2 separate regions of the Homo sapiens genome follow, and region 1 is linked to region 2. Evidence: read pairs that join two places in POLR2A ChIA-PET (ENCODE). Cell type or tissue: B cell. All regions are shown on one strand. Each heading gives the region's core, and the rest is flanking DNA. Links, peaks and the distances in the headings are about the cores only. Region 1 overlaps APPBP2 (amyloid beta precursor protein binding protein 2). Region 2 holds the start of LINC01999 (long intergenic non-protein coding RNA 1999).

Region 1 (8,000 bases), core at 1-8,000, 98 kb after region 2:
CATAGTATTGCAGTCTCACAGCAAGGCAGCTTGCTATACTTGACCTGCTAGGCAGTCCTTACTTGATTTTTCTCTAGTGTTTTCTTATTCTGTAAATAAATGCATTAAATCTTTTACATTTTTATTTTATTTTAAATAGAGACAGGGTCTCACTATGTTGCCCTGGCCGGTCTCAAACACCTGGACTCAAGCGATCCTCCCACCTGAGCCTCCAAAAGTTCTAGGCAAGCCTCCAAAAGTTCTAGGATTACAGGTCCACCACGGTTGGCCTGCGTTAACTCTTTGAGGACATTTAGTAGTATTTTAAAACTACTCCTTTGGTGCAGTGAGGACTTAAAGCATTAATGTACTTTTCAGATACACTCTTCTACCCTGAAGTTTCTCAGATTTGAATATTTCATTTTGGTTGATTTTACTTATGGAAATTCAACTAGAAAATAGATTCCAAAATTATAGATCTGAGAGAGTCTAATATTTCTCTGAAATTTATTAAATCAGTCATTTTAGAGTAAGTAAACAGCATAAATATTTAAGTTATCAGAGCTAGAACAGGGATATTCTTACGTTTTTAATTAATTGAAATAATTGAATATTAATATAAAGACAACATAATATTTATGCAAGATTTATATTTCTGGGTTTTTTTTTCTTTTTTTTTTTTTTTGAGATGGAGTCTTGCTGTCGCCCAGGCTGGAGTGCAGTGGCGCGATCTCGGGTCACTGCAGGCTCCGCCCCCCAGGGTTCACATCATTCTCCTGCCTCAGCCTCCTGAATAGCTGGGACTACAGGTGCCCGCCACCTCACCCGACTAATTTTTTGTATTTTTAGTAGAGACGGGGTTTCACCGTGTTAGCCAGGATGGTCTCGATCTCCTGACCTTGTGATCTGCCCGCCTCGGCCTCCCAAAGTGCTGGGATTACAGGCATGAGCCACTGTGCCCGGCCACAAGATTTATATTTCTATATGCAAATTATATTTAGAGTTTTTAGAAAATGCCTAGCTATAATCATGGATCAAAATAACAACTGAGAGCTGTGCACAGTGGCACATCCCTGTAGCCAGGAGTTCAAGTCCAGCCTGGGCAACATAAAACCTTGTCTCTTAAGAAAAGAATTAATAGGAAAACTTGAAATTCTATGCATTTAAAAATTATTAAATGAAAATAACAAAAGATTGTTGTCAGCCACTCCAGGACTGGGATATAAGGACCTTAGAAAATGCTGTGGTAAATTCTGCCCCCATTGTTTTATTTTAATAATAGCGGAAAATGGGGGTATACCAGCTTTGTAAGGTAACTTTGTTTTGACAGATTTGTACTAGGACTGACTGTCAAAATTTTAAACTTTATAATTTTCCCAGCTTATATACAGATCTGTTTATAATAGAATTTTTAAGTACTTGGAAGGAAAGAAATTACAAATAGAACCTTTGTATTTATGTTTGGAGGGTTTTTTTTCTTATTAACTCTTATAGCCAGAATATATAAACTACACGTATTTTAGCACACTAATGAACTGTTTGAGAGTTAACCATTTTTCACTTTATCTTTAGGCTTGTGTAGTAAAACGTGAATTTAAGAAGGCAGAACAGTTAATTAAACATGCAGTGTATTTGGCACGGTAGGTGATTATTATTAAAAATATCCTTTTAAATTGTCTCTATACTTTATATCCTAATAATTTTGTGTCTTTTTATAGGGATCATTTTGGATCCAAACACCCAAAATATTCTGATACACTGCTAGATTATGGGTTCTACTTACTCAATGTAGATAATATCTGTCAGTCTGTTGCAATTTATCAGGTATGTTAATGGTTACCCTTTTTTTCTTTCAACCTGTATTGACTTGCTGACCTGTATTTGTTTGTGGTGTATAAACCACTCTAAAAATGACTTTTTGACAACTACCCCGCCCACCAATATAGGTTGCATCATTATTTTATTAAGTATTACCTAGAAGGTGTAAAAGTTAATGCTTTGGGAATTAAAGAAAATCATTCAGGAAAGGAATTATTGGGTTGTGAGCTCATATGTGGGAGTAGTTTTCCATTTTTTATTTACCCATGTAATGGCTTGTCTTTGTTGTTGATTTAGCAAATGTCACTAAAACTGCCTTTGTAGTAACAAAGATGGCTGATAATTATTTTAGGTCTTTCTTACTCATTCTCAGGTAAATGATGTATTATGCCATTGCTGTAGACAAGGCATACTTGACTTCAAGGTTCACTTTTTTTTTTTGAGACACAGTTTTGATCTGTCGCCCAGGCTGGAGTGCAATGGCGCAATCTCAGCTCACTGCAACCTCTGCCTCCCAAGTTCAAGCAATTCTCGTGCCTCGGCCTCCTGAGTATCTGGGATTACAGGCCCGTGCCACAATGCCCGGCTAATTTTTGTATTTTTAGTAGAGAGGCGGTTTCAGCATGTTGCCCAGGCTAGTCTTGAACTACTGACCTCAGGTGATCCACCCACCTTTGCCTCCCAGAAGTACTAGGATTACAGGTGTGAGCCACCGCGCCTGGCCTAAGGTTCACTTTTGAAGAAGGAAACAGAGCAAAACATTCCCAATGTCTTGATTCTCAAGACATAGGAATGATTATTATTATTATTATTATTAAGCCGTGGCCTTTTAAGTCAAACTCGTATCTTCAGAAATTCAGGACTTCTAGGTGACTTTCATGTTCTGTAATTTAAATACAGCAGGACTTTCTGGGCTTCAAAATTTTATGGTGTTAGGCATATAGATATATATTTAAATTACTAGGATGTTTAATTTAACTAGGTGGTATTTTCTACAGTATTGACAAATATTTTTATGATTCTTTCAGGCAGCCCTTGACATTAGACAGTCAGTGTTTGGTGGCAAAAATATCCACGTAGCAACAGCTCATGAAGATTTGGCCTACTCTTCTTATGTCCACCAGTATAGCTCTGGGAAATTTGACAATGCACTGTAAGTTCCACATTCCTTTTCTCTGAAGGAGGAAATACTGTTTTTGTTTTATTTTGTTTTTTCCCATTAGGGAACTATTATTACATTAATAATAGTACTTGATATACTTTATGGATTGAACTTGTCTTCCTGGAGCTTTATCAGAATGCCTAAAATGTTCTTGAAGTCATTTAAAATCATACCAGTTTTCAGGTGCAGAGGCTCCCGCCTGTAATCCCAGCACTTTGGGAGGCTGAGGTGGAAAGATTGCTTGAGCCCAAGAGTTTGAGACCCTGTCTACTCAAAAAATTTTTAAAACTAGATGGACGTTTTGGTGCATGCCTGTGGTCCCAGCTTCTCTGGAGGCTGAGGCAGGAGAATCGCTTGAGCCCAAGAGGTCAAGGATGCAGCGAAGCATATTCACACCACTGCATTCCAGCCTGGGCAACAGAGTGAGACCCTGTTTCCAAAAATAAATAAAGTCATACTAATTTATAGGTTATTCATTTAGCCTTTATGTGATTTACTATTGAGACTTGTATATTTTCATGCAGAATATAACTTATGTTTTGAGTATTTCCTTCAATAATTTTTGAGTAATACAGTAGCAAACTTAATAACCTAAAAACTTCTTGGTGATAACACATAGAAATACTGAATAACAATTGTCTTTTTAAATATATAACTGAGCTTGCAAGAGTGAGGGGGAAATCCCCCAAGGGCCAATAATGGACACTAAAATTTAAAGGATTAAGTATGGCCTGTGGTATAACTGCTCTGGGGTGATGGGAAAGTTTACAGATTTCTGTAACCTTGGTTTAAGAAACAGCCTATAGGAGGCTGGGAGTTAGAACTGAAACCCTCACATGAAGCAAAGTCAAGACTGCAACCCGGCCGGGCGTGGTGGCTCACGCCTGTAATCTCAGCACTTTGGCGGGCCAAGGCAGGTGGATCACCTGAGGTCAGGAGTTCAAGACAAGCCTGGCCAAGACGATGAAATGCCATCTCTACTAAAAATACAAAAATTAGCCGGGCATGGTGGTGGGCACTTGTAATCCCAGCTATTCGGGAGGCTGAGGCAGACAATTGCTTGAACCCAAGAGGTGGAGGTTGCAGTGAGCCGAGATCACGCCACTGCTCTCCAGCCTAGGCAACAGAGTGAGACTCTGTCTCCAAAAAAAAAAAAAAAAAAAAGGGACTACAACCCCAGGGAAAGGACAGGTGGACATCTATCTAATTAATAGATGACAGGGAAAGTTGGCCATCTGAGCTTGGTGTCACAGTTGAACCCAAAAAGAAGCCTCACAAAACATAATTATTTACCTATACCGCTCTTGAGTTTAGGGATAATGCATCAGGATCTGCAAACAGAAAAATATTAAAAAGCACTTTGGGGGTGCTGGTTCTCCTGGGATGCCTTGTGAGAGAAAATGCAAGACTTGGAAATAATTATCTGTCAACCCAAACTATACAGACATTTCATAGACGAAGCTTTACCTAAAATGAACTCACCATTAAAAATTACAAAACATAAGGAAATATTTCCTCTGAGTCAGCAGACATAATGAACAGGATTAGAATCCTGAAAACTTTAGTTAACAGAACTTTTTTTTGGCTGGGCGCAGTGGCTGATACCTGTAATCCCAGCACTTTGGGAGGCCGAAGCGGGCAGATCACGAGGTCAGGAGATGGAGACCATCCTGGCCAACACAGTGAAACCCCGTCTCTACTAAAAATACAAAAATTAGCCAGGCATGGTGGCATGCGCCTGTAATCCCAGCTACTCGGGAGGCTGAGGCAGGAGAATCGCTTGAACCCGGGAGTCGGAGGTTGCAGTGAGCCAAGATCACCACTGCACTCCAGCGTGGCGACAGAACGAGACTCCGTCTCAAAAAAAAAAACAAAAAAAAAAACCAGAACTTCTTTTTGGTTGATGCTGTAAAGTATGTGTTCTTTATATGATTAAAGATACAAAATAGGTTGACGAACTAGGCCTATAAGTAAAGTTTTATGTTTTACTGGAACATAGCCATGCTCATTCATTCATGTGTTTTCTATAGCTTCTTTCACACTACAGCAGCCAGAGTTCAGTAGTTGCAGCAGAGAATGTGTGGACAACACAACCTAAAATATTTACTATCTGGCCCTCTACAGAAAAACTTTGTTAACTCTAATATAAAAGAAAGAATGAAGAATATTCCCATAAAGAAAACAGGAAGTTTTTTTGTTTTTGTTTTGTTTTTTTTTTGAGACAGAGTCTGTCACTCTGTCGCCCAGGCTGGAGTGCAGTGGCGTGATCTCGGCTGACTGCACTCTCCACCTCCCAGGTTCAAGCGATTCTCCTGTCTCAGCCACCTGAGTAGCTGGAATTACAGGCACACGCCACCACACCTGGCTAATTTTTGTATTTTTAGTAGAGACAGGGTTTCACCATGTTGGCCAGACTGGTCTCGATCTCCTGACCTCAAGTGATCTGCCCCCCTTGGCCTCCTAAAGTGCTGAGGCTGCAGATGTGAGCCACCATGCCTGGCTGGAAAAGGGCAGATTTTAAAGTAACTGTTACATGCTACAGCATGGATGAACCTTGAAAACACTGTGCCCAGTGAAAGAAGCCAGTCACAAAGGATCACATATTGTATGATTTCATTTATGTAATATGTCCAGAATAGGCAAATCCGTAGAGAGAACATAAATTGATGTTATCTAGGCTGGGGAGTTGGAGGGAAATGGAGACTGACTGCTAATGGGCATAGGTTTCTTTATGGGGTAATGAAAATGTTGTAAAATTGATTTTGGTGATTGGCATACTACTCTGTGAATACACTAAAAATCATTGAATTGTACACATTAAATGGGTGAATTGTGTGGTATACTAATTATATCTTGAGCTGTTATAAAAATAAAACAAATGGCTAGAAATGGAAATAGTCATTGACATTAAAACTCAGCAGATGGGCCAGGCGTGGTGGCCCACGCCTGTACTCCCAGCACTTTAGGAGGCCAGGGTGGGTGGATCACTTGAGCCCAGGAGTTTGAGACCAGCCTGGACAACATAGCAAATCCCTGTCTCTTCAAAGAAAATGCAAAAAAATTAGTTGGGCATGGCAGTGTACACCTGTAACCCACCTATCCGGGAGGCTGAGGTGGGAGGATCACCCGAGCCCAGGAGTTTGAGGCTGCGGTGAGCCATGATTGCATCACTGTACTCCAGCCTGGATGACAGAGCAGGATCCTGTGTAAAAAAAACAAACAAACAAAAACAAAACAAAAAAAACCTCAGCAGACAAGTTAAACAGAAGTTTAGTTACAACAAAAGAGAGAATTAGTAAATTGGAAGACAGATTTGAGAAAACTAGTGGTTACCTGGAGGGTGGGGGAGAGGGAGGCTTGGCATTGTTTGAAAGAAACTGACAATAAAACAGAAATAGCTTACCTTCTATTTGGTGATATGGGCCATAAACAAATAACCAAACTTGTCAGGCAAGAATACATGTTGTGAAGAAGAGTAAAGTAGGCTGAGTTGAGAGAGTGATGGTAATTTTTTTTTTTTTTTTTGAGACAGTCTTTGTCACTCATGCTGGAGTACAATGGTGCAATCTTGGCTCGCTGCAACCTCCACCTCCCAGGTTCAAGCGATTCTGCCTCAGCCTGCTGAGTAGCTGGGATTACAGGCGTTCACCACCACACCTGGCTAATTTTCGTATTTTTTTAGTAGAGATGGAGTTTCACCATGTTGGCCAGGCTTGTCTCGAACTCCTGACCTCAGGTGATCCACCCACCTCAGCCTCCCAAAGTGCTGGGATTACAGGCATGAGCCACTGCACCCGGCCAGTGGTAAATTTTTTTAGGGCCTTTTATGTGGTCTGTTCTGGAAAGACCTGAGGAGCGAGTCGTGAGAATGTTCAGGGGAAGAGCATTATAGAAAGGGTAAAGCCAGGGTGAGAACATGCTCTGCATGTTCAGGAAACTGCTAGGCCTGTGTGGCTGGAGGGGAAGGCGGAGAGGGTTGGTGTGAGAATGGCAGGAGATGAGGTCAGGGAAGTAGCAGGCTGAAAGATCATGTAGAATCTTGTAGTCTGTAGTAAAGATTTCCTCTCATTCTGAGGGAAATGGGAGTCTCTGTTGGGTATTAAAAGTTCAGTCTACAACAGATTGGAAATTTAAAACAAAAAGCTGGATCTTTACCACAGATAGTTTTAGAAGTACTTTCTATCAATATTATATTACAGATTGTGATTTTTAAAATTCCTAAATCATTTGTAACTAAAAAGAAATGCCAGACTGTATCTATCTGTATTACAGATTTCATGCAGAAAGAGCTATTGGTATCATTACCCACATCCTACCTGAAGATCATCTTCTTTTGGCTTCTTCAAAGAGGGTGAAAGGTATCCTTTGTAATCTAGTCTCAGATATTTTAAAATAGATGATATATGGTATAAAATAGGGGTATTTGTTTATTTTCTCAGAGGATTGGAGGATTTTCTCACAGGATTTGACGGTGTCTATGTATTACTAGATAGCCATTTTACCACAACTCTACTTAAGGGGTTCCAGTGGCTCATAATGAAAGACTGTTTGCATCTCTCATAAAACATTGTTAATAGGCCGGATGGGGTGGCTTATGCCTGTAATCCCAGCACTTTGGGAGGCCGAGGCAGGCAGATCACCTGAGGTCAGAAGTTTGAGACCAGCCTGGCCAACATGGTGAAACCCCATCTTTACTAAAAATACAAAAATTAGCCGGATGTGGTGGCGTGCACCTGTAATCCCAGCTACTTGGGAGGCTGAGGCAGGAGAATCGTTTGAACCCAGGAGGCAGAGGTTGCAGTGAGCCAAGATCGTGCCACTGCACTCCAGCCTAGGCAACAGAACGAGACTCTGTCTCAAGAAAAAAAAATCAGTAAGCCAGAATTTCTTTCTTTTCTCTCTCCCTTTTGTCATTCACTCATGCATGCATTAATTTTTTTGAGGATTGCATGGAAGCATAATACAAATGTTTCTACACAACATGAATAGAAGATGGGTTTCATAACTTCAGCTTTGTAGTGCAGGATTCTTATCCTGAGCT
Region 2 (16,513 bases), core at 4,366-12,365:
CAACATGGTGAAACCCTGTCTCTACTAAAAATACAAAAATTAGCCGAGCATGGTGGTGCACACCTGTAGTCCCAGCTACTTGGGAAGCTGAGGCAGGAGAATCGCTTGAACCTGGGAGGCAGAGGTTGCAGTGAGCCAAGACCACACCACTGCACTCTAGCCTGGCAACAGAACGAGACAGCGTCTCAAAAAAATAAATAAATAAAAATAAATAAATAAATAAAAATTAGCCAGGCATTTTGGTGCGTGTCTGTAATCCCAGCTATTCAGGAGGCTGAGGCAGCAGAATCGCTTGAACCGAGGAGGTGGAGATTGTAGTGAACTGCACTCCAGTCTCCATCTCAAAAAAAAGAAGAATGCGTGTTCGGAACTCTGAGCTAAAGAATCTCTGGGAGTTCAATTGCTGGTCGGTTCACTCCTGGAACCTTCACTAACCAGATCCAGGAAACCTTCTGGGAGCCACAGCTTCTGGTGGTTATTGATTCCAACAATCCAACAACGACCACCGGCCTGTCACAGAGGCAACTTATGTTAATCTTATCTACCATCGCTCTGTGCAACACAGATTCTCCTTTGCGCTATGGGGACATTGCCATCCCATGCAACAACAAAGGAGCTTACTTACGGGTTTGATATGGTGGATGCTGGTTTGGGAACTTCTGTGCATGCATGGCACCATCTCCTGTGAACACTCATGGGAGCTCAGGCCTGATCTCTACTTTTATAGAGATCCTAAAGAGGTTGAAAAGGAAGGCCAGGTGTGGTGATTCACGCCTGTAATCCCATCACTTTGGGAGACCAAGGTGGGTGAATCACTGAGGTCAGGAGTTCAAGACCAGCCTGGCCAACATGGTGAAACCCGGTCTTTACTAAAAATACAAAAATTAGCTGGCATGGTGGCACGTGCCTGTAGTCCCAGCTACTTGGGACACTGAGGCAGGCGAATCACTTGAACCCAGAAGGTGGAGGTTGCAGTGAGCTGAGACAGCACCACTGCACTGCAGCTTGGGCAACAGAGTGAGACTCTGTCTCAAAAAAATATATATATATAATAAGATAAAAAAAGATGAAAAGGAAGAGCAAGCTGTTGCTGAAAAAAAGCTGTGACCAAGGAGGAATTTCAGGGTAAATGGACTGCTCCAGCTCCTGAGTTCACTGCTCCTCTGCCTGAGGGTGCAGACTGATCTGAATGTGGCAGGTGCCCTCTGTGCCTATTCAGCAATTCCTTACTGAAGATTGGAGAGCTCAGCCTGCCATGGAAGTCTGGTCTGCAGCTCCCACTGCTCAGGCCACTTGAATGGGTAGGAACAACCACCAAGTTGTCTTACAGGCTCATAAGCCACATGGAAATAAGGTTGACCGAAAATAAACATGTTTCTTAAAAAAAAAAAAAAAAAAGGAACCTGGGAGTTGCCAATCAGGAGATTCATTCCTTACCTATGAGGAACATAGGAATCCCCATCTCATCCCATGGAATGCAGGCCATACAGGGGATCAAGGCCCTTTGTTTTGGGTTAAATCAAGGTTGCCAGGTGGAGGTTGCTAGGGTGAGAATGCTAAGTGAAAACACTATATAACCAGTATACTTTTTTTTTTTTTTTTGAGATGGAGTCTTGCTCTGTTGCCCAGGCTGGAGTGCAGTGGCACGATCTCAGCTCACTGAAACCTCCGCCTCCCAGGTTCAAGCAATTCTCCTGCTTCAGCCTCCCAAGTAGCTGGGATTACAGGCACGCACCACCGTGCCCAGCTAATTTTTTGAATTTTTAATAGAGACAGGGTTTCACCATGATGGCCAAGCTGGTTTCGAACTCCTGACCTCAAGTGATCCACCTGCCTTGGCCTCCCAAAGTGCTAGGAGTACAGATGTGAGCCACCGCGCCCAGCCAGTATGTTTTTTGTAAGCAAATGCAGTTCTCCTGTCCAGCCTGCCACCACTGGATTGCCCTGTATGTAAGTCTCCTCAATAAACCCTATGTCTCAGCCTGGGAAACATTGTGAGGACCCATCTCTATAATTTTTTTTTTTTTAATTAGCCAGAACTAATGCCTGTAGTCCCAGCTACTCAGGAGTCTGAGGCAGGAGGATTGCTTGTGTCCAGGTGGTTGAGACTGCAGTGAGTCATGATTACACCACTGTATTCCAGCCTGGGTGACAGAGCGAGACCCTGTCTCAAAAAGTAAATAAATTAATTAAACAAACCCTGTGTCTCATTCACTGGCTCTGCATCTCGTCTTCAGCCTCTCAAACATGGTGCCATTGCTGTTGAAGTCAATAGGGGTCCAGCATGACAGCTGCCTACCAACATAAAATTTTGGTTGCCTCTAGGAAAGGGAGATAGATGGTTTGTGCCTGGCAGGAAAGGAAGATTTTCACTGTGTATGTTTTTGTACTTTTTGAATTTTGAACCCTGTTAAATGTACTTAGCAAAGAAAAACCAGTTCCCCATAATTTAGACTGCTGATTGTGACATTTAACATGTTATCAGAATCACCTGAAAGGCTTGTTAAACCACAGGTTGCTGAGCCCAACTATCAGAGTTTCTGATTCAGTAGGTCTGGGGTGGAGCCTGAGAATTTGTATTTCTAACAAGTTTTAGGGTGATGCTTATCCTGCTGCTCCAGGGACCACATTTTGGGAACCACTGACTTAGACCTGCTTGTCCAATATGGTAGCCACATGTGACTATTAAGAACTTCAAATGTGTCTAGTTCAAATTAAGATGTGCTGTAAGTGTAAAACATACACTGGATTTCAAAGACAGTACAGAAAAAGAATGCAAAATATCTCTTTAATAATTTTATATTGATTTATGTTTGAAAATGTTTTAGATATATTGGGTTAACAAAAATATGTTATTAAAAATAATTTCACCTTGGAAGAGGAGGAAGTGAAAAAAAGAAAAAAATTCACCTGTTTCTTTTTACTTGCTAATTGCTAGAAAATTTCAACTTATATGGCTCATATTATATTTCTGTTGGACAGTGCAGACTTAGACAATTCTTTCTTCTCTCCTGTTTCTGTGCTGTTTAACAACAGGATTTCACTACAAGACTAATAAATCTGATAAGCTGATAGTCTAAATTATTGATAGGTGATGATAACGTAATAGGTTTAACCTGTTTTCATTTTAACAACAATAGCTAATGTCCATGTATAAAAGAGTATCTACTAGGGAGAATTTTCTGACATCTTGGAAGTCAGGTGGAAACAATACCTTTGGTTAGGCAGTTCTTTTCCCCGCTTCTCAGTCCCTACTAAACTCCAAACACGTATGTTGCTGCCTCTTCAGCTCATGGTAGGACAGGGCCTGAAAGCAAAAGAACAACTCATTTCTCACGCTTTTTTCTCATAAAGTAGACATGTTGAGAGAGAAAAGCTAAATTAATTTGGAGCTACAGAACAGCTGTTTTAAAGCTATTAAGTTACTATTTCATGAATGTCACATGTTCTGTTTAAGTGGGTCAAAGGAATTCAGTGAATCCATACACCAGGAAACACTTTCACAACATTTAATCATTTGCTAGTTACTTTATCAAAGAGAAAAATTCGCTTTTAATATCCATTTAAGGGCAATAATTAACCAGCTTAGTCACTATGAGTTAATTTTTTTATCTAATACCCTAAATTGAATGATATAAAATATTTTATAATTAGTTTTTTCAGGTTATACAATCATATAATCTAGAGTCAAATAGTTCCATAAGTTGAATAATGTAAAATGCTATTTTTAAAATTTATAAAATATTTTAATTTGTGCACATTAAAATTCATTGCCATTATATTTACGATAAAATGAATGTTAACGACTTGCTTCCAATAGGGATGAAAATAGAACTATGAGAAAAGTGTTATAAAGGTATTTGCATTTTCTTGTGTGTTTAGTGTACATATCACTTTGCATTTCAGAGGTCTTGAAACTGAACAGAACATCAATATTTCACAGCCCTTTTGGATTTCTTGATTTCCATACAATCCTGCTGGATGAATATTAAGAGCGGCTTTTCGTGGGAGGCAGGGACCTTGCGTATTCCCTCAGCTTGGAGAGAATCAGTGACAGCAGTTTTCAACAGTTCACATTGTTTTGGCTTTCTAATTGAAGGTATACTCCATGCTCCACTTGTCCTGCTGGAGCTTACTTCACCATCACCTGGAGCATCCTCTCAGCCCCTGATGTGTATAGAACTTCAGTTTCTCAGGTCCCCCATTGATAATCTGCCATGTTGTGCAGGCATATCCTCTCCTAGCTTAATCATGGTGGAAGGCAAAGGAGAAGCAAAGCAACTTCTTCACAAAGTGGCAGGAAGGAGAAGTAAAAAATGCTGTTTTTTTTTTTTAGACGGAATTTTGCTCTTGTCACCCAGGCTGGAGTGCAATGGCATGATCTCGGCTCACTGCAACCTCCACCTCCAGGGTTCAAGCGATTCTCCTGCCTCAGCCTCCTGAGTATCTGGGATTACAGGCACCTGCCACCACAGCTAATTTATGTATTTTTTTTTTTTTTACTAGAGATGGGGTTTCACCATGTTGGCCAGGCTAGTCTCGAACTCTTGACCTCAGGTGATCCACTGGCCTCGGCCTCCTAAAGCGTTGGGATTATAGGCATGAGCCACCACACCCAGCCGAAAAATGCTATTTTTATCCATGCTAATATTATAGTATGATTACTTTCCCTTTTACATTTTTGTCTTTCCTGGGGTTATTGTTTGTTCATTTATCTGGCTTTTAAATTATTTATTATTAATTTAACCCCAAACTTACTCCAGTTATATAAATCTGCTCTTGATACATTCAAAACAGTGGTGTAAGGTATATGGATATGCTTTGGTCGATAGGCCCAGGTGGATATCCAGGCCTGCATAACTCAGTGAGTTTGGCGCACAAGCGCACATCTCCACTTGTTATATAACCTTTTGGTGTAAGTTCATACTTGGCTCTGAGCCACTATTGTCTGAAAAAGGTATAATTGCCCTGCTAACGCTATACAGGGGCTCTGGGCTCGGCTCAATATGGCTTGACATGGAGCGTGTGTTGACGCCCAAAGAGAGAGAGAGCCAAAGCTGTCTGTCTTGCAGACTGATAGGAGGGAGCCATGACGCAGTTCAGCTTGCTCGTGTCCAGAGAGAAAAAGAGTTAAGCTGCTGACCCTAAAGGCAAGGGAGAGCTGGCCACACAGGTGTGTGTGGGAGTCGCCGGACTAAGCAGCCAAGACAGGGTGGACAGTCTAAAAGAGCTAGTTTGAGTAAGCTGTGTAAGACAGCTGCTGCTAAATAGAACCAAATTCACCTGCCTATGGCCGGCCACCCAGTGTTCTTTCTGCTCATCCACCTACTGCCCTTAGACTTCAGCATGGGCTGGACCCAGACCCCAGGATCTAACAACTGGCGACGAGGATGGAAGGAGGTGAGTGGGTCTTCAGCCCCTGAGGGCTCCCGGGACGGCTACGTGGCCGCAGCATGAGCTGTGGTACCCGGTCGCAGTGGTGCTGCTTGGATGAGCCCCAGTGGAAACATGGGAGGCAGTGTACAGATCCCCTATGAGTGTGGAGAAGGCGCTGAATCACCTGGAAATGCACAGCATTGAAAGGAACATACCTTTGCCAGCAGAGTCAGATGGGCATTTGCGACTATGCTGAGGGAAATGAATGCCCAATCCCTGCAGGATGCAGCGCAGGGAGGAGGAACCTCCGTTGCAGGCTTGCCCGGTAGTCCGTCAGAAAATAGAGCATGAACAGCTGTTGGGCCCCAAGAGGAGGCCCAGAGACCCCCCATCGTGGTGGAACACATTTCCTATGGTGCCTGTGTCCCCGCTGAATTGAGGGAGTTAAGCAACTAATGTCGCCAGTTGTGTACAGACTTAGTGCAAGTCATTCGGGAGAAGGACATTGCTGCGCAACCTAGTCCTACTCGAGCATTCCAGTTCAAAGAGTACCTGCTGCAGTTGGCGGAAGTGTAAAGCCTTTTCTGCTTGATAAGAGAACTGGCCAAGGTGCCGGCTTGCGGGGCACTGGAAAACCAGAGCCACATGTGGATTTGGCAATCCACTGGTCTCTGAACCCGGATAAGTTTCCGGGCAGAGCCGCATGAACAGCTATGAAAGTTGGTCAGTGAAAGTAAAACCTGTGTCTTTGCATCTTGGCATCCGCTGCTTGGCTCTCCACTTATGCACTGTGTATGTGTCTCACATACCTGAAGACATTCTGGGGGTGGATGTTTTGCACGGCTTGGCAGCTGTATTGTCTGTCACGGACTTGCCGACCGCTTGACAACGGAACTGGGACTTCTTGTCCAGAGAGCCAGGAACAGTTTGCCTTCATGGGAGGGCAACAATGGACTTTTTCTTTTTTCTTTTTCTTTTTTTTTTTTTTTTTTGAGATGGAGTCTTGCTCTGTCGCCCAGGCTGGAGTGCAGGGCACGATCTCAGCTCCCTGCGACCTCCGCCACCTGGGTTCAAGCAATTCTCCTGCCTCAGCCTCCTGAGTAGTAGTCCTAATGCAAGATGAGGCCATGAGGCCTGAGGCACCCCTAGACCTAAGCCTTCACCATTAGGAAGCACACCCCCCCATTCCTAATAGGGTATCGTGTACAAGTGGGTCCAGCTGGGGTGCTACTGCTGCCTGGACTGCTGGTGCAGTCCAGGCTAGTACTGACATCATATGGTTTGAAAGCAGGTATGGGCAAAGTGGTTAATAAGCTAAACTCAAGGCAGTGTGAATGGTAATCACCAAGGAGGTGACACCTAAGGTAATCTGCGCCAGTAGCTGGGCAGTTTATCATAGCTTATGTATGCAAGGGGCCTGCGTACCCAGAAGCTTATGTATGTATCGGGCTTGTGTGCCCAAGGCTTGTGTGTCAGGCTTATGTGTCAAGCCTGTGTATGTATTGGGCCTGCATGCCCAAAGTTTATATGTCAGGCCTGTATGCCAAACCTGTGGATCAAACCTGTGTGTCCAAGGCATATGTCTCGTTTGGCCTAGGGGGTGGAGTGTAAGGTACATATGGATGTGCTTTGGTCAAGGAACAGGCCGAGGTGGATATCCAAGGCCTGCGTAACTCAGTGAGTTTGGTGCGCAGGCGCACACCTTCACTTGTTATATAACTTGTTTGTGTTAAGTTCATACTTGGCTCTGAGCCACTATTGTCTGCCCTGTTAATGCTGTACGGGGGACCTGGGGGCTTGGCTCGGCTCAACATGGCTTGACATGGGGGATGCACTGGCACCCAGAGAAAGAGAGACAGAGAGAGCCAAAGCTGTCCATTTTACAGATGGACAGGAGGGAGCCAGGACACAGCTTGGCTTGCTCATGCCCAGAGAGAAAAAGAGTTAAGCTGCTGACCCTGAAGGCAAGGGAAAGCCTGCTGCACAGGTGTATGTGGGAGCCACCAGACTAAGCAGTTGAGACAGGGTGGACAATGTAAAAGAGCTAGTTTGAGTAAACCGTGTAAGAGAGCTGCTGCTAAATAAAACCATATTCACCTGCCTACAGCCCATCAAGTGTTCTTTCTGCTCATCCACCCACTCCCCTCAGACTTCAGCATGGCTGGACCCAGACACCAGGATCTAACAAGTGTTTTTCTAGCAATCATAATCTATTAATTGAATCTTTCTTTGGAAATCTCTTCCAGACCCTTCTGGCCTGCTCCAATCTGTATTGGTTCCTCTCTAGGCCTATACCACTGTCTCATTGGTATCTCCCTTTACAACCATCCTAGTGGTTTACTTTATACCACTCTTTTGGTTGTACCCTTCATTTTGTGTCATATTTTTCCTCCTGCTTGGTTTACTCCTTATTTTGGAGGAGCCATCCCTGGCAGCTTCCTAAATTTTAAAAATATTTTACTTTTTTTTTTTTTTTTTTTTTAGAGACAGGCTGTTGCTATGTTCCCTGGGCTGACCTCAAACTCCCGGGCTCAAGGGATCCTCCTGTGTAAGGAACATGGCTGCAATGCAGCGAGGCAGGCATGGGCCAAGGTAAACATCCCACATGACTCAGCAAGTTTGGAGTGCAGGTGCATAACTTTGCTTGTTATATAATCACAGCTACATAGGCATAACATGGGAAGGCTCATCACTTGGCTTGGAGCCACTATTGTCTGTAAAAGGTATAACTGCCCTGCTGATGTTGTACAGGCATGCTCTTGCCCAGAGAGAGAAAGTGTTAAGCTTCTGACCCTGTAGAGACAGCTGGCTTTGCAGCTGTGTGTGGGAGTGGCAGGAGTCACAGAGCCAGAACAGGTAGCTGAGACAGAGACAGACAGTGTAAGAGAGCTGCTGAATGAAACCATCTTTCACCTGCCTATGGCCCCTTGAGTGTTCTTTCAGCTATATAAGATGGGGGTCTCACCATGTTGCCCAGGCTGGTCTCAAAATCCTGGGCTCAGGTGATCCTCCCACCTTGGCATCCCAAAGTTAGGTATTACAGGTGTGAGCCACCATGCCTGAACTCCATCTTGAAGGTAGAACTAACAAGATTTACTGATAGGTAGAAGGTGGTGGGGTGTGAGAAAGAGAGGAATTGAAGATAATTCCAAGTGAGTCTGGTGACTTTTCCATATTCCAAAGATAAAAAGAAACTCATAACTTTTCATGTTTTCTCATATGCAGCAATAGATACAAAAAGACAGTGGAGCAGTGTTTCCTGTTTTAGGGGAAAAGGATCACAATTTTACACTAGTATGCTTGACTCTCTTTGAAATGGCAATTTACCTAGGCAGCCAGAGAGATTGGCTAGCTGAGATCCAACTAATTTTAGGCAACTACAACAAACAAGAAGAGAGAGAATTGGGGACAAAAAGAGAAAGACTCAGCACAACAGTCAAATCACATCAGCGAAGTCCCTTAAGCCTCCACCACTTCCCTTGCTTTCTTGCTCCGGCAGGGTCTTAGCTTGTCAGCCAGTTCCATGGCCACTCATCATACTCAGGGTGAAACTGGCCAGCAGAATGCTGCAGCCTTGGGGTGGGAGGCCTAGCTCAAGCGAAATTGAATAGCCCAGTAACTGACAAGTTTTGAGGGAGTGCAAACCATCTATCAACAGATATTTTTTTTCCCTTAAGAAAGAAGAACTGTAGCAAAATGACAGATGAATTACAATAAAAAGCTCAAAAAAGGGCAGGGGTGATATATAAGAAACAGTGATGAGTAGGCGGGGCGCAGTGGCTCACGCCTGTAATCCCAGCACTTTGGGAGGCCAAGGCCGGCAGATCACGAGGTCAGAATATAGAGACCATCCTGGCCAACATGGTGAACCTCGTCTCTACTAAAAATACAAAAATTAGCTGGGTGTGGTGAAATGTGCCTGTAATTCCAGCTACTCAGGAGGCTGAGGCAGGAGAATTGCTTGAACCCGGGAGGAGGAGGTTGCAGTGAGCCAAGATCCCGCCACTGCACTCCAGCCTGGTGACAGAGCGAGATTCTGTCTCAAAAAAAAAAAAAAAAAAAAAAAGAGGCCGCGGGCGGTGGCTCTCGCCTGTAATTCCAGCACTTTGGGAGGCTGAGTGGGGAAGATCATGAGGTCAGGAGTTTGAGACCAGCCTGGCCAACATGGCACAACACTGTCTTTACTAAAAATACAAAAATTAGCCGGGCATGGTGGCGAGTGCCTGTAATCCCAGCTACTCAGGAGGCTGAGGCAGGAGAATTGCTTGAACCCGGGAGGTGGAGGTTGCAGTGAGCCAAGACCACACCATTGCACTCCAGCCTGGGTGACAAGAGCAAGACTCTGTCTCAAAAAAAAAAAAAAAAAAAGAAAAGAAAAAGAAACAGTGATGAGTAAAGAAACTGACAATGTTTACAGCTGTATAGATTAAATAGTTGTTGATAGTGGTTTTGATGTTTAGTGCAATTTGTCAGAAAAGATTCTTAGAAGAGACTTAATAAGAAAGATGAATAACAATGTTGAACTAAATCACAACAAAAGTGGAAGTGAGTTATAAGGCAGAGGAGAAAGAAAATCTTGCTAAAGATTTTCTGTAGCAAGTAAAATTATAGGGGAGCAAAATTATAGCTACTGTTTCCTGATGGTCATTAAAAATATTGGGCAGAGCGTGGTGGCTCACGCCTATAATCCCAGCACTTTGGAAGGCGGAGGCAGGAGGATCACTTGAGCCCAGGAGTTTGAGACCAGCCTGGGCAACATGGCGAAACTCTGTCACTACAAAAAATACAAACATTAGCTGGGTGTGGTGACATGTGCCTGAAGTTCCAGCTACTAGGGAGGCTGAGGTAGAAGGATCACCTGTGCCCAGGAGGTGGAGGTTGCAGTGAGCTGTGATCACCCCACTGTACTCCAGCCTGAGTGACAGAGCCTCATCCTGTCTCAAAAAAAGAAAAAAAAAAGAAAAAGAAAAAGAAAAAAAGTAAAAAAAAAAAAAAAAAAGAAAGAAACCAGTGACCCATAACATAATTGTTAACAATTTATAGGTAACCAATTGTAAAAGAGAAAAAGAATTAAAACAGAAAATGCAAACCCAAATGACCACAGGGGCCAGAAGGGTAATGTGGAAATGGATATTTTTACTTTTATTTCTTGAAATATGGCTCTCTTGGTCTTCAATAAAAGTAATAGAGTCATGGAAACAGATATTCTACCATAAGAAAAAAATAGTGCAAGGAGAGACCATAAATATAAACTAAAATTCTCTCCACTTTGGAAAAATAACATAGAATGGGGGGCACTGTGGTGAACCAGCGGGTACATACCCCATCTAAAGGGGCCAGCCACCACTCAGTGATGTGAGATTAAGGGGCCTCACATTATAGATCCTCTAATTTTTAAAGTGTGGATACACAACTTAATTTCTATGTAAAAGATCCAGATTTCAAAACGTTGGATCAGCCATGTGTGGTGGTGCACACCTGTAGTCCCAGCTACTCAGGAAGCCAAGGTGGGAAGGATCCTTTGAGCTTAGGAGTCAGAGGCTTCAGTGAGCTATGATCATGTAGTAAATTCTCCCAAAGTCAAAGTCATGTTGAGAAAAGAAAAAAATCCCAGCCATTTACAATTTACATAAGATATACCTAAAACAACATTACTAAAAGAGTTTGATAATACTGGGAAGTGTTTCTATTAAAGCAAATGCTAACATAAAGAAGGCTATTGTGGCTAAGATGATAAGGAACTGTATTGGCTCATATAACTAGAAGGTTAAAGTTAAGGAGGGGTTTATGGTTATTTATTTCAGTAGCTCAATAATTTCACCAAGGACGCAATTTATTAGGTCCATCTGATTTGCTATCTACAATATTATATTCACCCTAAAGTTGGCTTTTATTTTTTTGGAGACAGGGTCTTGCTCTGTTGCCCAGGCTGGAGTGCAGTGGTGCAATCACGGCTTGCTGCAGCCTTGACCTCCCAGGCTCAAGCGATCCTCTTACCTCAGCCTCCTGAGTAGCTGCTACCACAGGCATGTGGCACTATGCCCAGCTCATTTTTGTATTTTTTGTGGAGACAAGGTTTCCCCATGTTTCACAGGCTGATTTCAAACTCCTGGCCTCAAGCCATCTGCCTGCCATGGCCTTCCCAAGTGCTGAGATTACAGGAATTAGCCACCACACCCAGCCACTTTCTTTCTTAAGACTCATCAAGTGCACTAATGAGGGCTTTATTTATAATGATGGCTGCCAGCCACACTTTGAACATAGGTTTTCATGTTTATGGGTAGTAGAAGAGAGCTATTCACCCAGCTGTTTATAAGTCTGTCCCTGGGTCTAATTAGGACAATTTCATAACATACCTATTCTTGAACCAGCAAAGTTCACAGGGGAATGCCACATGCTGATAGGCTTAGGTTTGGATTCCTAAACTAATCTTGTATTAGTTATCTCTTGCCACATAACAAATTATCTAAACACTTAGTGGCTTATGGCTGAGCATGGTGGCTCATGCCCGTAATGTCAGCATTTTGAGAGGCCAAGGCAGGCAGATCACCTGAAGTCAGGAGTTCAAGATCAGCCTGACCAACATGGTGAAACTCTGTCTCTACTAAAAATACAAAAATTAGCTCGGCATGGTGGCGCACTCCTGTAGTCCTAGCTACTTGGGAGGCTGAGTTGGGAGGATTGCTTAAGTCCGGGAGGTGGAAGTTTTAGTGAGTTGAGATCGTGCCACTGCACTCCAGCCTGGGCGATAGGGTGAGACTCTATCTCAAAAACAAACAAACAAACAAACAAAAAACTTAGTGGCTTAAAACAACAACAAACATTTATTATCTCTCAAAGTTTCTGTGGTCAGGAACAGATTAGCTGAGCAGTTCTGGCTCAGGATCACTCATGAGGATGCAATAAAGATGTCATCTGAAGGCTTGACTGAGGCTGGAGTATCCACTGTCAAAGTGGCTAACTCCAGCCAGGCACAGTGGCTCATGCCTGTAATCTCAGCACTTTGGGAGGCTGAGGCAGGTGGATTGCTTGAGCCCAGGAGTTTGAGACCAGCCTGGGCAACATGGCAAAACCCTGTTTCTACAAAAAATGCAAAAACTAGCCAGATGTGGTGGTGTGCACCTGTCCTGGCTACTCAGAAGGCTGAGGTGAGAGGATCACCTGAGCCTGGGAGGTGGAGGTTGCAGTGAGTGGAGATCATGCCACTGCACTCCAGCTTGAGTGACAGAGTGAGACCCTGTTTCAAAACAAACAAACAAACAAATGAAAAACCCCAAAGTGGTTCACTCACATGGCTGATGCCCTAGTTGTTCTTCACAAGGTCCTCTCCTCAAGGCTGCTTGGGTGGCCTCACAATATGGTGGCTGCCTTCCCCCAGAGTGAGTGATTCAAGAAAGAGGGTACTGAGTGGAAGCTATGTCCTTGGAAGTAACACAGCATCACTTCCACCATATTCTATTTGTCAGGTGTGAGTCACAGTAGAGAAAGGGAACCTCTCTTTCCCAGTAGTTTTAACTAAAGTTCCAGAATTGATTCCCATTAGCCTTGCCAGGTTCATCATCACCCTGGCCATGCCTGGCTCTTGGCCAGTCTCTGGAGCTGAGAGGTGGGCTCAGTCCCATCTGAAACACATGAATGGAAATTGGAAGAGAGATAGCTCCCCAAAGGGAAATCAGGTGGTGTTACCAGAAGAAAGAATAGATACTAGATGAGCAAAAATAAAAGATGTCCACTATAATGCCTCAATGTTATTGGAAATCTTTACAGCAATTGCACATTACTTCATGAAAAAAAAATTTTTTTTTTAATTTGTTTTTTTATTGATAATTTTTGGGTGTTTCTCACAGAGGGGGATTTGGCAGGGTCATGGGACAATAGTGGAGGGAAGGTCAGCAGATAAACAAGTGAACAAAGGTCTCTGGTTTTCCTAGGCAGAGGACCCTGCGGCCTTCCGCAGTGTTTGTGTCCCTGATTACTTGAGATTAGGGATTGGTGATGACTCTTAACGAGCATGCTGCCTTCAAGCATCTGTTTAACAAAGCACATCTTGCACCGCCCTTAATCCATTTAACCCTGAGTGGACACAGCACATGTTTCAGAGAGCACAGGGTTGGGGGCAAGGTCACAGATCAACAGGATCCCAAGGCAGAGGAATTTTTCTTAGTGCAGAACAAAATGAAAAGTCTCCCATGTCTACCTCCTTCTACACAGACACGGCAACCATCCAATTTCTCAATCCTTTCCCCACCTTTCCCGCCTTTCTATTCCACAAAGCCACCATTGTCATCATGGCCCGTTCTCAATGAGCCGTTGGGCACACCTCCCAGACGGGGTGGTGGCCGGGCAGAGGGGCTCCTCACTTCCCAGTAGGGGCGGCCGGGCAGAGGCGCCCCTCACCTCCCAGACGGGGCGGCTGGCCGGGCAGGGGGGCTGACCCCCCCCACCTCCCTCCCGGACGGGGCGGCTGGCCGGGCGGGGGGCCAACACCCCCACCTCCCTCCCGGACGGGGCGGCTGGCCGGGCGGGGGGCCGACACCCCCACCTCCCTCCCGGACGGGGCGGCTGGCCGGGCGGGGGGCCGACACCCCCACCTCCCTCCAGGACGGGGCGGCTGGCCGGGCAGAGGGGCTCCTCACTTCCCAGTAGGGGCGGCTGGGCAGAGGCGCCCCTCACCTCCCAGACGGGGCGGCTGGCCGGGCGGAGGGCTGACCCCCCCACCTCCCTCCCGGACAGGGCGGCTGGCCGGGCGGGGGGCTGACCCCCCAACCTCCCTCCCGGACGGGGCAGCTGGCCGGGCAGAGGGGCTCCTCACTTCCCAGTAGGGGCGGCTGGGCAGAGGCGCCCCTCACCTCCCAGACGGGGCGGCTGGCCGGGCGGAGGGCTGACCCCCCCACCTCCCTCCCGGACAGGGTGGCTGGCCAGGCGGGGGGCTGACCCCCCCACCTCCCTCCCGGACGGGGCGGCTGGCCGGGTGGGGGGGCTGACCCCCCCATCTCCCTCCAGGACGGGGTGGCTGGCCGGGCTGAGGGGCTCCTCACTTCCCAGTAGGGGCGGCCGGGCAGAGGCGCCCCTCACCTCCCGGACGGGGCGGCTGGCCGGGCAGGGGGCTGACCCCCCCACCTCCCTTCCGGACGGCACGGCTGGCCAGGCGGGGGGCTGACCCCCCCACCTCCCTCCCGGACGGCACGGCTGGCCAGGCGGGGGGCTGACCCCCCCACCTCCCTCCCGGATGGGGCGGCTGGCCGGGTGGGGGGCTGACCCCCCCCACCTCCCTCCCGGACGGGGTGGCTGCCGGGCGGAGACGCTCCTCACTTCCCAGATGGGGTGGCTGCCGGGCGGAGAGGCTCCTCACTTCTCAGACGGGGCAGCTGCCGGGCGGAGGGGCTCCTCACTTCTCAGACGGGGTGGTTGCCAGGCAGAGGGTCTCCTCACTTCTCAGACGGGGCGGCCGGGCAGAGACGCTCCTCACCTCCCAGACGGGGTCTCGGCAGGGCAGAGGCACTCCTCACATCCCAGATGGGGCGGCGGGGCAGAGGCGCTCCCCACATCTCAGACGATGGGCGGGCGGGCAGAGACGCTCCTCACTTCCTAGATGTGATGGCGGCTGGGAAGAGGCGCTCCTCACTTCCTAGATGGGATGGCGGCCGGGCGGAGACGCTCCTCACTTTCCAGACTGGGCAGCCAGGCAGAGGGGCTCCTCACATCCCAGACGATGGGTGGCCAGGCAGAGACACTCCTCACTTCCCAGACGGGGTGGCGGCCGGGCAGAGGCTGCAATCTCGGCACTTTGGGAGGCCAAGGCAGGCGGCTGCTCCTTGCCCTCGGGCCCCGCGGGGCCCGTCCGCTCCTCCAGCCGCTGCCTCCCGGGCGGCGCTCGCCGGCGCGGCGGCAAAGACTGAGACAGCTCCGCTGCCCGCTGAACTCCATCCTCCCGGCGGTCGGGCGGCGGCGGCTGCGGTCGAAAAAATTTAATAATACGAAAAATTAAAGATATTAATAGTGATTATCTCTGCATGGCACTTTCCTTCTAGTTTGCTATTTATTCCAAATTTCTGTTCATGAGTATGTATTACTTTTATAATCAGAAAATAAAAATAACTATTGTTTTCTAAAAGGTAAAATTCACCACCATGAAAGTGGAAACAGGATACAGTACTTCTGGCCAGGTGTGGTGGCTCATGTCTGTAATCCCAATACTTTGGGAGGCCAAGGCAGGCAGATCACCTGAGGTCAGAAGTTCGAGACCACCCTGGCCAACATGATGAAACACTTTCTCTACTAAAAATACAAAAATTAGGCCGGGCGCAGTGGCTCATGCCTGTAATCCCAGCACTTTGAGAGGCCAAGGCGGGCAGATCATGAGGTCAGGAGATCAAGACCATCCTGGCTAACATGGTGAAACCACGTCTCTACTAAAAATACAAAACATTAGCCAGGCATGGTGGCACGTGCCTGTAGTCCCAGCTACTCAAGAGGCTGAGGCAGGAGAATCACTTGAATCCAGGAAGCAGAGGTTGCAGTGAGCAGAGATCACGCCACTGCTCTCCAGCCTGGGCAACAGAGCAAGACTCTGTCTTAAAAAAACAAAACAAAGCAAAAACAAAAATTGGCTGGGCATGGTAGCGTGCACCTGTAATCCCAGCTACTCAGGAGGCTGAAGCAAGGAGAATCACTTGAACCTGGGAGGCGGAGGTTGCAGTGAGCCAAGATTGCGCCACTGCACTCCAGCCTGGGCGACAGTGCGAGACTCTGACAAAAAAAAAAAAAAAAGGGGGGATACAGTACTTCTAATCCCAGCATTTTGGGAGGCTGAGGCAAGAGGATCACTTGAGGTCAGGAGTTCCAGGCTGCAGTGAGCTTTTTTTTTTTTTTTCCTTGAGACAGAGTCTCCCTCTGTCACCAAGGCTGGAGGGCAAAGGCACAATCTTGGTTCACTGCAACCTTTGCCTTCTGGGCTCAAGTGTTCCTCCCATCTCTGCCTCCCGAGTAGCTGGGACTAGAGGCATATGCCACCACACCTGGCTAAATTTTTTGGTATTTTTTTGTAGAGATGGGGTTTTGCCATGTTGCCCAGGCTGGTCTTGAACTCCTGAGCTCAAGCGATCCGCCTGCCTTGGCCTCTCAAAGTGCTGGGATT

Evidence for each region. Peaks named below come from ENCODE experiments on the same cell type or tissue, not always from the same donor. Only the 100,000 strongest peaks of a DNase experiment are listed, where the experiment ranks them.
Region 1: POLR2A ChIA-PET joins it to region 2 with 10 read pairs; 5 of 35 experiments call an interaction of 5 or more read pairs at or near these places.

Annotation. Positions count from the first base shown.
Region 1 is chr17:60,455,613-60,463,612 of GRCh38, reverse strand. It overlaps APPBP2 (amyloid beta precursor protein binding protein 2), which reads left to right. Exons shown (of 13, transcript NM_006380.5): 7 at 1,552-1,619; 8 at 1,698-1,803; 9 at 2,826-2,950; 10 at 7,232-7,317. Among named protein-coding and RNA genes, the nearest start is that of CHCT1, 37 kb to the right of the region's middle. In B cell, for the core only: no CTCF peak of the experiment used is centred there; no DNase peak of the experiment used is centred there.
Region 2 is chr17:60,549,552-60,566,064 of GRCh38, reverse strand. It overlaps LINC01999 (long intergenic non-protein coding RNA 1999), which reads right to left and starts at 1,519. Exons shown (of 4, transcript NR_126009.1): 1 at 1,438-1,519; 2 at 626-732. It also overlaps the pseudogene RPSAP66. RefSeq lists a silencer at 7,890-8,090. In B cell, for the core only: no CTCF peak of the experiment used is centred there; a DNase peak (open chromatin) is centred at 8,104.